Regions from separate parts of the Homo sapiens genome. Here all the other regions are linked to region 3. Evidence: chromatin contacts called from ENCODE Hi-C or POLR2A ChIA-PET data. All regions are on one chromosome and are shown on one strand. The core of a region is the stretch at or near the end of the contact, and the rest is flanking DNA. Distances in the headings are between cores, read along the strand shown. Region 1 holds the start of ARHGAP26 (Rho GTPase activating protein 26). Region 2 overlaps PFDN1 (prefoldin subunit 1). Region 3 holds the start of TAF7 (TATA-box binding protein associated factor 7). Region 4 holds the start of CYSTM1 (cysteine rich transmembrane module containing 1). Region 5 holds the start of PFDN1 (prefoldin subunit 1).

Region 1 (2,700 bases), core at 40-2,539, 1.4 Mb after region 3:
GTTCCCAAGCACCCAGGCCTTCTATCCTATCACAAGGCATGGTTATCGCTTGTTTGCTTCCATCTCACCTAATACCACCAGCAGCTAAATTCATTCTGTTATTCATCTTTGTATTCTTACCATCTAGGCTAGTGCCTGCACATAGCAGACCTATTTAAAAAACAAACCAACCCAAACAAACATGAAGCCCCCACGTAGCTGAAGGAGGGCTGCTGGTTCCTAGACATAGAGATAATTTATTCAAGGACAGTCCCTATCCTCCAGGAGTTAACAATTCAGCACTAGACACCCTGTGGGACCCAGCCTGACAAGTGCAACGAGTGAGATGCCAGAATTGAGTCCTGCGGTCGAACAGAGGGACTACAGGGCAACGCACTGGGCGTGGGAGGTGGAGATGGCTCTGGGAAAGGATCCATTCATTTATTCTACATTTATCAATCACCGTAGCACACACAGCACATAGTAAGTGCTCAATATCTGTTATTAAATGCCAGCCACTGTGCTAGGTGCCAGGATGCAACAGCGGACAAGAAAATTGCAGGGGCACTTGCCCTCGTGGGGCTTACCGTGTAGCGAAGGATGACAGGCAGTAGACTGTCATCTTATTATGTAAAATTGTGCTAGATGCAGAGCAGGAAAATAACAGGCGGCTGAAATTCTAGTAATGATGTGAGCTCCTTCGGCTGAGGGGAACCGTGGGCGGGTTCTGAGCAGGAGTGGCCGTGAGGGGGACGGACCGTAGGGGGCGGGAAGACTGCAGGCAAGAGCTGGTAATTTTAAGATGCAAATAACATTTTTCTGCCTGACTGGAAGAGGAGCGTTTGGTCGCTCGGGATTCTCCCGGAGCAGGGGGCTGTATTTTGAGTGTAAAATCGGTTGCCCCGCAGTGCAGGGCAGGCGGTGGTGAACTGCAGCCCTAGTCCCCAGGTTTTTCATGCTTGGCACATCGAGGCTCTTCGGCCCCCAGGACCAGCAGACTCGCCATGCGTGGCTCGGATTCGGGCTGGAGCAGGCGGGCAAGGTAGCGGGGGCGGGTGCACAGCAACGCTCACCCCTAGGTTTCGGGGTCTGCAACGCTGGGAGGGCAAGAGGAGGCGGAGTTTGCGCTGCGGACCTAGGCGTTGGCGAGGGCCACGCCCCCAGCCGCAGACCCTGCCTCCAGGCCCCTTTGATTGGATCAAGACCGCGGAAGGGCCGGGCGTCCTCGGGCGGCCTGAGGGTCGGGCAGGGGAGGGTGCGCTGATTGGCCCGGCGGGGATTAAGTCATCGCTAGCAGGTTCGAGCGGCCCAGACACCGGCGGGGCGGCCGAGGCTGCTGTGAGAGGGCGCTCGAGGCTGCCGAGAGCTAGCTAGCGAAGGAGGCGGGGAGGCGGCGTCTGCACTCGCTCGCCCGCTCGCTCGCTTCCCGGCGCCGCTGCGGGTCCGCGCTGCGTTTCCTGCTCGCGATCCGCTCCGTTGCCCGCGCCCGGAACAGCAGCACCTCGGCCGGGTCCGAGCTCGGTTCGGGAGTCTTGCGCGCCGGCGGACACCGCGCGCGGAGTGAGCCAGCGCCACACCTGTGGAGCCGGCGGCCGTCGGGGGAGCCGGCCGGGGTCCCGCCGCGTGAGTGCTCTGGGCGGCGGGCGGCCCGGGCCCCGGCGGAGGCGCGCCCCCCGGCTGGGCGCCGCGCGCACCATGGGGCTCCCAGCGCTCGAGTTCAGCGACTGCTGCCTCGATAGTCCGCACTTCCGAGAGACGCTCAAGTCGCACGAAGCAGAGCTGGACAAGACCAACAAATTCATCAAGGAGCTCATCAAGGACGGGAAGTCACTCATAAGCGCGCTCAAGAGTGAGTGTCCCGAGCCCCTCGGGGACGCGGCTCCGGGGCGGGAGGAACTGGGAGGTGGCGCTTAGCCCGGGTTGCCCGCGCGTCTGCCGGGTTTCTGCTCCCGGTACACTGGGGGACGGGTGTCGACGCCTCCGAGGCAGGAAGGATACGTAAAGCGGGCGAACCAGCAACCATCAGATGAAGAGAGAGACCCGTCGCTCCGCCTTTTGCGTTCAGGGATGGTCGGGAGGTGACCCAGCGCGGGTGGTGCTCTGGGGCAGCGCGGGTGGGCGTGGGCGTGCGCGGCACGCAGGTGTCCCAGCAGTGGGGCCAGAGTGCCGAGCGCGCCGCAGCCAGCGGGCAGATCCCATCGTGTCCACAGCTCCAGCTCCCTTAGGGGCAGAGTTGCTCAGCCTTGAGTGCCCAACCGTGAGAATGGAGCGTGCCCTGCCGAGGGGGCGCTGCCTCCCCTTGGGAAAAGGTGGGTTGTGACTGCTTCGCTCCCTGTACGCAGCTCCAGCCTAGTCAGGCCGCCGGGTTCCCTGGGTGGAATGCTTGGTTAGCTTGCGATTCCTTGGAGTATTGGCAGCCAGTAATCTCTAAATCTGGAATCAGTACGTGCGCAGGTTCTGATTCTTGTGTTTAGCAGAAGGTGATAGGGGTGGGAGTAGAGAATCAGAGTGTTCCTTTACTCTAAACTGTGGGCGAGGGTTTAAAAATAGAATGTACATATCCCAACTCTCTCCCTCTCCTGCTCCCAAGCTCTCCTTTTTACCTCTTCCGTTATCCTTGTAAAGGTCTGAGAAGGAATATCCATAATTCTCAGAAAGAAGTTCAAACGTATTTCAAAGATTCTTGGACCTTTTGTAAAACCATTTTTGCGTTTTTTCCTT
Region 2 (2,700 bases), core at 18-2,517, 1.0 Mb before region 3:
CTGTATATTTACAGGAAAGAGAGCCCACATTCATGCAAAACAAGGATTAATTCCAGGTCTTTTACTATAGAACCCTTCATGTCTAAAATATTCTTACTGGATCCAAGAGATGGGTGCTATTTCAGATAAGATTATGGTTTACAGAATATTTTTCTCAGAACTAACTCATATTTGTATTTGAAGAGAAGAGTTGTTTTGAACAGTACTAAGTCTCAGTAATGTTATGTAAAAACTATTCTAAAACAAGGTGCAAGAGTCACCAAATTATGTCATGACATGTGTGATTTTACTGAGAAAGTCTTTTAGCCATGGAAATAATTTTTTGAGTAAAATATACATTTTTAAGTAGCACTGATAGCTGGCCAATGAGTACTATTCTCAAATAAAAGGTCATCAGACATCATCTTTATTAGTGTCTGGGAAAATTTCAAAGCTAAGATTAGAGGTCAAGTCATTACTTATGTGGCCTTTAAAAATAAAGTATCTGAACAGATACTAAATCTCTTGAGCAGAAAATAAAATTACTAGAAAGCAAGAACACTCAACAACAAAAACACGTTTTTCCATGACCACATATCCTTTGAGGTAGCTATACTGGACTGTGCCAACTTCAAAGGCCAGAGAGATTCCACCGAAGCTGGCCAACTTACTACTACAAACCTAAGGACATCTCAGCCACGCAAGTTTTAACAAGGATGAATGTTGGGTAAATGCAAATGTCTACCTCAAAGAGTAGTTACACAGTAAAAATTCAAACACAAAAACTTATGGAAAGTTTGGTTTAGTCCTCAATTTAAAAAATGGCAAAGATATATTGTATGAAGACTGGAAAAGGCTCCAAGAAACATCTGATTTCTGAAAAAAAGTCTTTGGAAAACATCTTTCTTATTGTTTAAAAGGGCATTGGATTATCAGATACTATGTGAAGAGAAAGGATTTATCATGATAATATAAGTCTTATCATAAGCAAATATTATGTACACAGTTGCTCAATGTAGAGAATCTCATAGTCATTCTGCCTGATTGTTTATGGAAAGCCAAATAGTAAATAAAGAATTCTGGAGTTCAAAATGTACCAATAAGGAAAAATAAACCATGAAGAGGGAAAGTATTCTCTCATGACAAATAATATGCAGATAACATGCTTAAAATACTCAGGATTATATAACCTGAATTCGAGTTGATGCTTTGCAAAAGGCCTCTTCTTTGACCTGGAAATCAGTGCCACGTGCCTCTGCACTGTCCACTCTCAAGGACTTGTAACCTGCTATTTCACTTCCTCATTTATTTGTAATTATGCCATCTGAAAACATAATTCTGAGACTTTCGGTTTTGATTATTTGAGAAACATCAGACTCCGTTTTCTAAATCATCCTGCAGTTTGGTACAACTTCCACTTTCTTATAACTCAGTATGAATCAAAACCATTGTTCACCTGCCCAAAACACAATCCCAGATCACTTGCACTGCTGCATTTTGGACACAATTTCCAAAGTATGGTCACCTAGACATATGCTATTCAGAAACAACAAAATGCTTATGACGAGTTCACTTTGGGTGGGAAATTTTTAGAGGGTGTCTAAAAACGTATCCTATTAGCATTTAGGTTTCAGGGTATTCACAAATTAAGCAGCATAGAAAAGACATAAGAATGAGCCTATCTTCAGGAGAATGGCGTGAACCCGGGAGGTGGAGTTTGCAGTGAGCCGAGATCGCGCCACTGCACTCCAGCCTGGGCAACAGAGCGAGACTCCATCTCAAAAAAAAAAAAAAAAGAATGAGCCTATCTTGCTTCTTTGCCTAACTCCACTGGTGAGGAAAGTTACTGAATTTTTACGTCGTAATTTTTAGCGTGGAAGCAAGTAGAAATAAATTGAACTTCTTTTTTTAAAATTTTTTTAAATTGAATTTATTTCTTACTTTAATCACTTCCTTAGTAAGGAAGTGATTAAAACTTTATGGCACATCCACATTGTGGACTGCTCAGTGAGTTACAGACTTCTGTTATTGGCATAATGAAGAGTAGATACCCTGAACACTCCTGATTAGAAACAAAGGAAAAAAAAATTTTTTTTTAACATTTTGTTGAACTAACACAAAAGGAAGGATTCCACAAAGGTCCAAAGTGAAGTGAAACTGGGAATTCAGGAATGTAAGACAGCAGTAAATTGGCTTTCATCCTGAGAGTTTATGCTGAATCCTGGAGACCTTAAGTATCCACACTGGCACAGAAATAGGATACAAAACAGGAGATAAAACCAAGGGGGCAGCCAGGCATAATGGCATGCACCTGTAGTCCTAGCTACTCAGAAAGCTGAGGTGTGAGGATTGCTTAAATCCAAGAGTTCAAGTCCAGCCCAGGCAACATAGCAATGCCCCATGTCTAAAAAATAAATAAATTTTTTTAAAAAAGAATGACTAATTAAATAAAAAACCAAACCGAAATTTAAAAAAAAATATTTTTTTTATTGACATGTAAAGATGTCAATATAGTAAGTTAGTAAGTAAGTAAAAACTCAAGTTTAAAAAATTAGCACGTCAGCCAGGCGTGGTGGTTCACACCTGCAATCCCTGCACTTTAGGAGGCCGAGGTGGGTGGGTCACTTGAGTTCAGGAGTTAGAGACCCGCCTGGCCAACATGGTGAAACCCCATCTCTACTAAAAATACAAAAAAATTAGCCGGTGTGGTGGCGGGTGCCT
Region 3 (2,812 bases), core at 146-2,645:
AGCTCATCATGTTCTAATGAGTCATGGCCCTGCCTGTGACCAGACATTCCTGGAGAAGAGATATCCAGGCCTTGATTTTCTGCCTCCTTTGTTTCATCTTCGGCAATTATTTCCCACCGAGTACTAACAGCTTCAGCATCTGTACTCAGCAATCGTTTCACTTCTTTTTCAACATCTGGAGATTCAATATATTTCTTCTTTGCTGTCTTCCGGAACCTTCTCTTCCTGACATTCTTTAGAGGCAGAGTAATTCCGTGGTTCCAGATAAACTTTTTCTCTTTGTCCTTATCCTTTTTCTTGCTTGCTTTAGGATCAGTGCTAGCAACTGGCTCCTCCACAGGAGGATAGAGATCACCATCAACTGTGGATACAAGCATCTGACAGATATCAGCTGTCTTGTAAAAAGTTTTTTTATCAATGGTTTTCAAGCTTTCCATAACACAGGGCAGGTCTACTAATTTTGAGGCCAATGGAACACGGTCCACTCTGACGATTCCATGACGCCCATCAGGATGTAACTCAATTGTCAGTCTGTCCTTGAGGTTGACATGACCAGACTGTACTGCCCTTCTCACAGTAGAGGCATATTCTGGAGGCAGACGTAAGATAAACTGGCTCTCCAGTTCGTGAGGAGCATCATCTTTGCTTTTACTCATCTTTATTTCCTTGTGATTCACTTCTCCAATAAATGCTGGTTACACTAAAAAGTTCCAGCTACTGCAATAGTTTAAAACACCAGTTTGCTATGAATTGAAATCTTTTAATTACAAGAAGTTCTCTGTAGATCAGCAGCTAAGCGTCTATTTTGCCTTAGTTTTTATTTAAGCTCCAAGTCTTTTCTCTAAATATGCTGTGACCGAATACCAGTCGTTAACACAAAGGCTTATTCACAGACTTAAGTTCATTAAATCAGATGCAATGCCAAGTCCCAACCTCTAGGTGCCGCTGCCGGACAACGCGGAGAGAGCTAGCTAGCTAGCTAGGGAACAGGAAAGCAAATGGCGGCTCCCCCGGAACGGTTTTCGGCCCAGAAAGCCCAGCAGAGATACTTTCAACTCACAAACTCTCCCGGAACAAAGACACTCAAAAAATCAGGGCTCAGCGAGCTCTCTTCGCCTCGGGTACTTACAATCCAGTGACGATTATAAGTTCAGTTTCACCGGGCCGGAGCGAAGGGAAGAGGAGGCCGCAAGGAGCCAAGCGGGAGAGAGCCGAGCGTCTCCTTGTCGTTTCCTTAATTCTTCCTGCCGCTTGGCAGAGTGATCCACTACCGATTACTGATGAAAGGGCCCGGGATGGGCAGCGCGAAATCTTGCCGAGAGGCGCAGCTCGCATCACCAGACCCCGCACCTCGCCGGCCCTCCGTCCGGGTCGCCTACCCAGCAAAAACGGAAGTGCTACGTCGCGACGCGGGGCGGGAGGCGGCTGTGAGTGACAGCCCCTCCGGGCGGAAGGGCGGAGCCCCAGCTAGCGCAGGCGCAATAGCGCAATTACGCTGCCCAGCGTGAAACTCATCTTTTCGCGAGAACTTGTTTTTCCGGGATGGAAATGACAGTGTTTCGGAAGAGCTGTTGGTTTCAAACTATTTAGAGCTTGGAAGTTCCAAGAAAGACACAGATTCGTCCCCCGCTAAGCCAGCACTTTTACGGGATCGCTGTGGGGCCGGATGGCTTCTAGACTTCCGGGTGATTCCGGGAGATGGGGGACGCCTTGCAGTAAGCGTCTTTGCTTCTGGAAACATCTCGGATGTTCCCTAGAGTCTAGCCTATCTGGTGCCAATACAAGAATGTGTAGCTACTATACAATGGATTTCAAAGTACCCAAATCAATGGAGTGAGGAGGACATGCAGCTTACTATATAAGTCTCTCTCTATATATATGTTTGTTTGTTTGTTTTGGAGATGGAGTCTCAGGCTGTCACCCAGGCTAGAGTGCAGTGGCACAATATTGGCTGACTGCAACCTCCACCTCTGGGGTTCAAGCGATTCTCCTGCTTCAGCCTCTTAAGTAGTTGGGATTACAGGCACGTTCCACTACCCCACCTAAGTTTTGTATTTTTAGTAGAGAAGGGGTTTCACCATGTTGGCCAGGCTGGTCTCGAACTCCTGACCTGAGGTGATCTGCCTGTCTTGGCCTCCCAAAGTACTAGGATTATAGGTGTGAGCCAGCGCGCATGGCCCAAAGTCTGTATTTTTAAATATAATTCCCTGTAGGGGAATTGTGCCTCTGGTTTTACTTGTGTTCTATAATACTTCTGGGGAAACAAGGGTGATTCCTTTTTATGTGCTTGATTTAGATGTAAATGTAAACAGAGAAGGAAGTGTTCTTTTGGACAGAATTGTCTGATAGACTGAGCATCTGGTTAAAGTAGATATAATTGAAGTATTGTTTCCTGTCTCTCATGTACAAGTAATTTTAAATTACTTTGACATTTTTTTTAACTCCACCTCTACTATTTTGCTGTTTTCTGCTTGTCTTTTCTATCAATAGTCAGGTATTCATCAACACATATTTTTAGTATTTTAACATAACTGGGTAACAGTTGGTACTTATTTCTATTTATTTCCATTTATTTTTAAAATATCTGGGAGAGCATCAAGGCCATTAATATTTCATTTCTATCCTCTAAAATATTAACAATTGCCCCTAAATTTAAGAGAATTCTCTTAAGATGTAATTAACATTTCCAAAATTCACTTTATTCTTGTATGATTGAAAGCTCCATGATAGTGATCTTCTTCTATCCTGGTCATTGTGTCCCAGTGCCTAGTACCAGAATGTGGGAGATACACAAAAAATATTTGCTAATTGA
Region 4 (2,821 bases), core at 118-2,617, 1.1 Mb before region 3:
TTTCAATCTCTTCTCTCCTATTAGTACAGCTCTGTCTAGAGCCATGGTTCTTCTCTACCTTTCACAGCTGTCTTCTTTCCCACTTATATGAGTTTCTTTAAGTGTGAAAATTAAAAAGTGCCACTTAAATACAATGATTAAGTCATAATAAACAGTACAAGTTGTACTTATGTGAGACATACCACCCATACACGTTTGATCTTCGAGAACCACATCTCAATCTGCCCATGGCCCATTGCCTGACACTAAAAGATGCTCACAAGAAGTTGACTATAAACTAACTTCTTGGTCTAAGATCCTAAACTCTTGAGAGGGAAGGTTTCAATACATATGAAACCTTCTTGGCAGTGCAGGGATGAGGAGAGTAAAACTGAAATGAAAGTCAGCAAATAGTGAAGGTGTGAAATAGGCAGTGACTCTCACACTGAGACCTCCAGGGGATGTTAAATTTTCATTTCGAAGCTGATAGTCTTATCTGGGAAGCCTAGAGAGTAACAAAAGTTGTAGGCATATACTTATATTAGAGTGGTGCAAAAGTAATTGCTGTTTTTGCCATTTAAAAAAAAAATGCAAAAACCACAATTACTTTTGCACCAACCTAATAGCAAGCAAGGGGAGGAATATGGAGAGAAAATCAATTTCTAAAATGAAAAATAAAAAATTTTTTGCAAGTAGGACTTGCAAGCTCATTCTAGGCCTTGCTCTGGGAGCTTTTCGGTAACTTCTCTTCCTGTTGGAACAGAAGAAGGAAACCTTCAGGACAGAAGATTCTGTCCCCCTTCCCCCTCCTGATGTGAATGAAGTCTCATTACACTCTAAAGTACTGGCGGGACTACTTGTTGCAAGGTTTATGGGGAAAAGTAGCCAGAGAGCAATCCAGTTATCAGCCTCAGCCCCATTCCGCTCAGGTACAGCTCGGGAAGTAAGCCCCCAACCCTAGTTGGGTCTGGACCAACAAGACACGAGGAGGCAGCAGCCCACAGCCGACCCCTCATGCCACGCACTGAGCAGGGTTCCGCATGGACGCTGGTCTTGCCTCCCAGGCGCCTGAACTAGCGGAGTTGGGGTATCGGGTGGAGTCTCGGAGAACCAATCCAATCTGAGGGGGACGCCTGTGGGAGTCCTAAGTATCCAGCGCAGCTGGGAGGCCCACGTTGGGAAGTCGGAGACCGACCCCGCCTCCCGACTGCGCCGACTGCAAGAGAGCGCTTCCGGCGGCGCTTGGAGGCCGAGCAGTTGGGGGCGGGGCTCGTGCTGTGACGCAAGCCTCGCCTCGCCCCGCGCCGCGCGCGTTGCCAGGGTGATCAGGTGACTCCCGGTTCGCGGCGCTGGGAGCGGCCGTGACGTCAGGCGCCCGGCTGCTCCTCACTTGCTCTGAGACAGGTGCGGCAAGTCTACTGCGGGCTGGTCCGGGCTCCTCAGGTTCAGACCCGACCGTTATCCAGTCGGTTCGTGGAGAGGAGAGGTGAGGTGCAGCGGACCTGGCCCGACCCAGCTGGGACCAGGGCGGGGATCAGGCACGGACAGGGCGCGTCCCCGGGCTCCCTGGGGAGCGCCCTGAGAACTGGGGGGCACCCGGGCTGGCCTGGCTCAGGCAGGGGTTCGCGCAGCCCCTGGGGAGGGGCAGGGAGGCAGGGAAGCTGCTGCCGCCAGCTGGATCCCTCCCGGCGCCCCGCGGCTACTCTGGGGCTCCTGGTCGCCGCGCCGCGCGTCTCGGCGGTGGACTCACAGGGTCTCCGCGTCGCTGCGGTTCTCGTCTCACGAGGAGTCGGCGGGCTCGGAGCGGGGCTCGCCACACCCCGTCCCGGGGGACGTCCGCGGGAGGCTTCTGGATTTCTTCGCCTTGGGCTGCGATTTCTGAGGCGCTGCTCTGCCTATTCCGAGCTGGGCCAGCCGGGGGCAGGGGGCAGGTCGCGAGTCCCGCGGGTGGGAGCGGAGCGGAAGTAACTAGTGACTGGAAGTAACTAGGGAACGCAAAGCCGGCGCTCGGAGGCCGGGGTGTTCAGAGAAGGCGTTGCGGGGGAAAGGAATCCCGGCTGCTGTTGAGAGCCGTGGATTGGGATCTGAGCGGACCTGTTGGAGGAAGTGAAATCTGAGCGGGGTCCTGACGGGTGGGAACTAATCTCCCGGTAGCAGTGGAGGTTGCAGGGGGGAGAGAAGGAGGGGAGGACCCCTGGGGAAGGAGACCATGAGGAAAAACGATTTGGGGACTGACTGGACCGTCTGCTGGGCTGTTTTGGGGGAAAAAAAGTTTGGAGAATTAGGTTAGGGAGGATTAGGAAAGGACCCTTGAGTGCCCACCTGAGAGGCACTGTGTGCTGTGGGGAGCCATTGAAACGTTGGCTAGATTGGGGTAGGGGGAACACTGAGGAAGTTGGTGTGAGGGGAACACTGAGGAAGTTGGTGTGACATTCCGGCAAAAAGGTGACAACACTCTTCTCTGATGGGATTCCTCAAACCCTGCTTATGAAATACTTGTAACCGACAAGGGTAGGGGCTCAGGCAGCCAGGTGCCTTTTTCAGCCATTGTTGGCAAATTTTTAGAAATTAAACAAAAAATAATTGTACATATTTATAGATTTATACAATATGATACATGTAAACTTTGTGGAGTAACCATGTTAGCAGATTTTTAAAAATTCCTTTTTATGAAAGGACCCACCCAAGGGCAGCTCATTTTCGAGTATCTCATTTGACGGGATTTAATGACTGGTTGGGAGCTATGCCCCCCTCAGTATGCAGGGAGATTATAGCGTCCACAACACTTTGCCCTTCAGAGGTTTCAGAGTGACTTACAAACACCTTGTATCCCTAGGGTGAA
Region 5 (2,700 bases), core at 175-2,674, 1.0 Mb before region 3:
AAGTTTGTAATCATTTTCTTAGTTTGCATTCACCGCCCGCAAGTTTCAAATGTAGCAATAAATTCAAAAGTACCGGGAGGCAAATCCATTCACTAAACCCTGATTTAAATCGGTACTTTTAACAGAAGAAAAGGTAAATTTTTAGAATGCACAATTTTGTTTTGAAATGTAAAATTCCAGGTATCATCTGACTGCTCTATACAGCTTGCTAAGGAAGCTAGTATACCATTAAAGATGAGCTAGTATACTGTTAAAGATTAGAGACTCCACCTAAGAGCTAAATTTACAAGATTCAAGACAAGAAGAACAAAAGCAAGACACAAACACATAATATCCTCACAACACTAACAAAAGCTTCATTTGTTAGAAGCAACAGCTATTTCGGCTGTCCTATTTCTTTTACACAAGTTGACCACAGGCAGTCTTAACTAAGATGTTGCTCATCTGAAGAACTCAAAATAGTGGTCAAAAAAGTGTGAGATAAGGCAGAGAATACTGGATTCTAGTCCCAACTTCTGACAGACTTTTCTGGCACTGGTTCCTTTTCCAGAAAAGTAGATTTAAAATAGATAAATTCTAGGGTCCTTTCCAATCCACCCCACCGCACAAAGCATACTGGTTTGGGGTCATTAGTGGTGTTAGAATGCTGATCATTCTTAGATAGCAAAAATCTGAATAACAACACATTTATAAGCAACTGAGGAAAACAGGAAACCCAATTCCTTCCGATACCGGTTTTATTTGGAAAACTTTACTGGTTTTGTTTTGTTTTTGACAATTCCTTCAAAAGAAGGAGGTTTTGTTTTGTTTTGTTTGACGAGTCCTTCAAAAGAAGTGGAGGGGGGGCAAAATCCTGAAATGAACATTGCTGCTACAATGCTTGGTTTTCCGAACTGTAGATATTGCAACTTTCAAGGTACAGAACCGAATAAATGGCCTAAAAACAAAGGTTGGACTTGGAGTTTTTCAAAGCAAATGAGGCAGAATTACGGATGCCACAGCTCAGGCAAGGGGTCCGAAGGGACCCCCATTTGAAATGCTCTCTTTAGTTCTTACTATGAAAGTGAGTCCCTGAAGCCTCCAAACGCAACGAAATGTCTCTGGAGCTCAGAAAGACTGGACAAGCCCGAGACAGGCCCGCAGACTTACCCGACCCAGACCAACCGGCTCCTACCCAGCAAGAGCCGCTCGCCCCCCACCCCGTTTATGGAGACCCAGTGAGGCCTTAGGACTCTGGGAAACCATTCCCTAGTCCACTGGACCCTCCTTCCTTCTGCAAGGCTCGTGCCTCACTTGATATTCTTGTCTATAGTCCCCTCAGCCTCCAAAAAGAAGACCTCCGCCTGCCAAAGACCCTCTTTTACCTTCTTCAGCTCTAGATCCACGGGGGCGGCCATCTTGGTGCACTGTAAGCGCCTGCGCAGTGGGAGTTGGACTGAAATAGGGTGGGGAAGGGCGCGTCTTACTTTGTGCGCCGGTCTTTCTTCTGCGCCTGCGCATGAGTTGGACTAACCGGGCTTCTTATCTTTCTCTGAGAATTGACTCCTGAAATATTTGGGTTTCGGATTCCGTGTCTTCACTACCTGACCGGTCAGGTCTGGCTTGCTCCTCCGTATCTTCCAGACATAGCCCAACGCGCAGATTTCCCATGTGGCTTTAAGCAGTTTGCCAGCTAGCTTAATATGTGCTGCTAAATTGAGATGTATGTAGATGAGGTCAAACCCTCATCAGTCGATCAGTCCTTCAGCTAGTCGCTGTGCTCTCAGGAATGAGTAAGAGTAAGTCCAGAACCTCAGGCATGACAGTTTGGGAAAGACTATTGGAAAGCTTGTCTGGAGTGTTCTTTCCAAAACGAACTTATTACTTCCAAAAGCTTCCCAAAGACATTCTAGGCACAGTGGTTCTCAAGAGAGGCTGAATACGTTTGTTTAAAAACAAAAAAATGCAGGTTCTCTGGGTCTCATCTCAAACGTACTCAGAATCTTTGAGAATGGGGTCTGGAAATTTGCACTTTTGCAGACTACCCCAGTGACCTAATGGTGCAACTCCTCCGCGGATCACTTTTTTGAGAATCTCTGCCATAAAAGGACCTGGCATTTGAACCAGAATAGATAATAATTGACTTTTGGAAATGGAAAAAAAAGTTAACCTACTCTAAAAACTGTTATGCTAAGAGAAAGTGCTACATAAATAATTAGGAAATTTATTTTATTTTTTAAAAAAAGAAAGAAAGAGAGAAAGAAAACAAACTGTTAGGGAGATGAAAGGGCAGGGAATTTGGAACCAGCCTAATCTAGATTCAAGGCTTGGTCTGCCTTTAGCCTATGTCTGGTTCCATTTACTAATTGTGTGACTTTAAGCAAGTCACTTGGATATTTTGTGGGGTTTTTTTTTTTTTTTGTACGTTTGTTTGTTTCTTGAGACAGGATCTTGCTCTGTCACCCAGGCTCGAGTGCAATGGTGCAATCACGACTCACTCCAGCCTCTACCTCCCGCGCTCAAGCGATCCTCCCACCTCAGCCTCGTGAGTAGCGCTGGGACTACAGGCGCGCGCCACCCACACTCAGCTAATTTTTATATTTTTGTACAGACGGGTTTTCACCTTGTTGCCCAAGCTGGTCTCAAACTCCTGAGCTCAAACAATCCGCTCGCCTTGGTCGCCCAAAGTGCTGTAGTGCTTTGATATTAAAGGCTTGAGCC

Evidence for each region. Hi-C counts contacts between places; a loop is a spot of excess contacts on that map. ChIA-PET counts read pairs that join two places held with the same protein, here RNA polymerase II (POLR2A). Pooled maps may share reads with other maps.
Region 1: a loop to region 3 is called in a map of B cell, with 30 times the contacts of the local background. The contact joins the promoter of ARHGAP26 here to the promoter of TAF7 in region 3. A Hi-C loop is called at or near these places in 2 of 168 maps with a recorded cell type or tissue (B cell and naive thymus-derived CD4-positive, alpha-beta T cell), 1 of 37 single-sample maps with no recorded cell type and 7 of 50 pooled maps.
Region 2: a loop to region 3 is called in a pooled map, with 3 times the contacts of the local background. The contact joins the enhancer-like site here to the promoter of TAF7 in region 3. A Hi-C loop is called at or near these places in 1 of 37 single-sample maps with no recorded cell type and 2 of 50 pooled maps. POLR2A ChIA-PET finds 5 or more read pairs at or near these places in 1 of 52 experiments (OCI-LY7).
Region 4: a map of naive thymus-derived CD4-positive, alpha-beta T cell shows a loop between it and region 3 (25-fold over the local background). The contact joins the promoter of CYSTM1 here to the promoter of TAF7 in region 3. A Hi-C loop is called at or near these places in 1 of 168 maps with a recorded cell type or tissue (naive thymus-derived CD4-positive, alpha-beta T cell) and 10 of 50 pooled maps. POLR2A ChIA-PET finds 5 or more read pairs at or near these places in 1 of 52 experiments (GM12878).
Region 5: a map of naive thymus-derived CD4-positive, alpha-beta T cell shows a loop between it and region 3 (12-fold over the local background). The contact joins the promoter of PFDN1 here to the promoter of TAF7 in region 3. A Hi-C loop is called at or near these places in 1 of 168 maps with a recorded cell type or tissue (naive thymus-derived CD4-positive, alpha-beta T cell), 1 of 37 single-sample maps with no recorded cell type and 6 of 50 pooled maps.

What each region holds. Positions count from the first base shown.
Region 1 is chr5:142,769,088-142,771,787 of GRCh38, forward strand. ARHGAP26 (Rho GTPase activating protein 26) reads left to right here and starts at 1,290. Exons shown (of 23, transcript NM_001135608.3): 1 at 1,290-1,828. The coding sequence starts at 1,675. RefSeq lists silencers at 1,094-1,503, 1,514-1,633 and an enhancer at 1,929-2,700.
Region 2 is chr5:140,283,589-140,286,288 of GRCh38, forward strand. The region is part of intron 2 of PFDN1 (prefoldin subunit 1); the gene reads right to left. Among named protein-coding and RNA genes, the nearest start is that of PFDN1, 18 kb to the right of the region's middle. Within about 2 kb of position 1,268, at least 4 of the 41 ENCODE cell types and tissues checked have a DNase peak (open chromatin) inside an H3K27ac peak, as active enhancers do; they include OCI-LY7, where a contact is called at or near this core.
Region 3 is chr5:141,319,389-141,322,200 of GRCh38, forward strand. It overlaps TAF7 (TATA-box binding protein associated factor 7), which reads right to left and starts at 1,396. Exons shown (of 1, transcript NM_005642.3): 1 at 1-1,396. The coding sequence starts at 656. RefSeq lists enhancers at 925-1,124, 1,705-1,764, 1,775-1,924.
Region 4 is chr5:140,173,821-140,176,641 of GRCh38, forward strand. CYSTM1 (cysteine rich transmembrane module containing 1) reads left to right here and starts at 1,368. Exons shown (of 3, transcript NM_032412.4): 1 at 1,368-1,465. RefSeq lists an enhancer at 946-1,175 and a silencer at 1,466-1,755.
Region 5 is chr5:140,301,677-140,304,376 of GRCh38, forward strand. It overlaps PFDN1 (prefoldin subunit 1), which reads right to left and starts at 1,425. Exons shown (of 4, transcript NM_002622.5): 1 at 1,365-1,425. The coding sequence starts at 1,397. RefSeq lists an enhancer at 1,162-1,441 and a silencer at 1,330-1,534.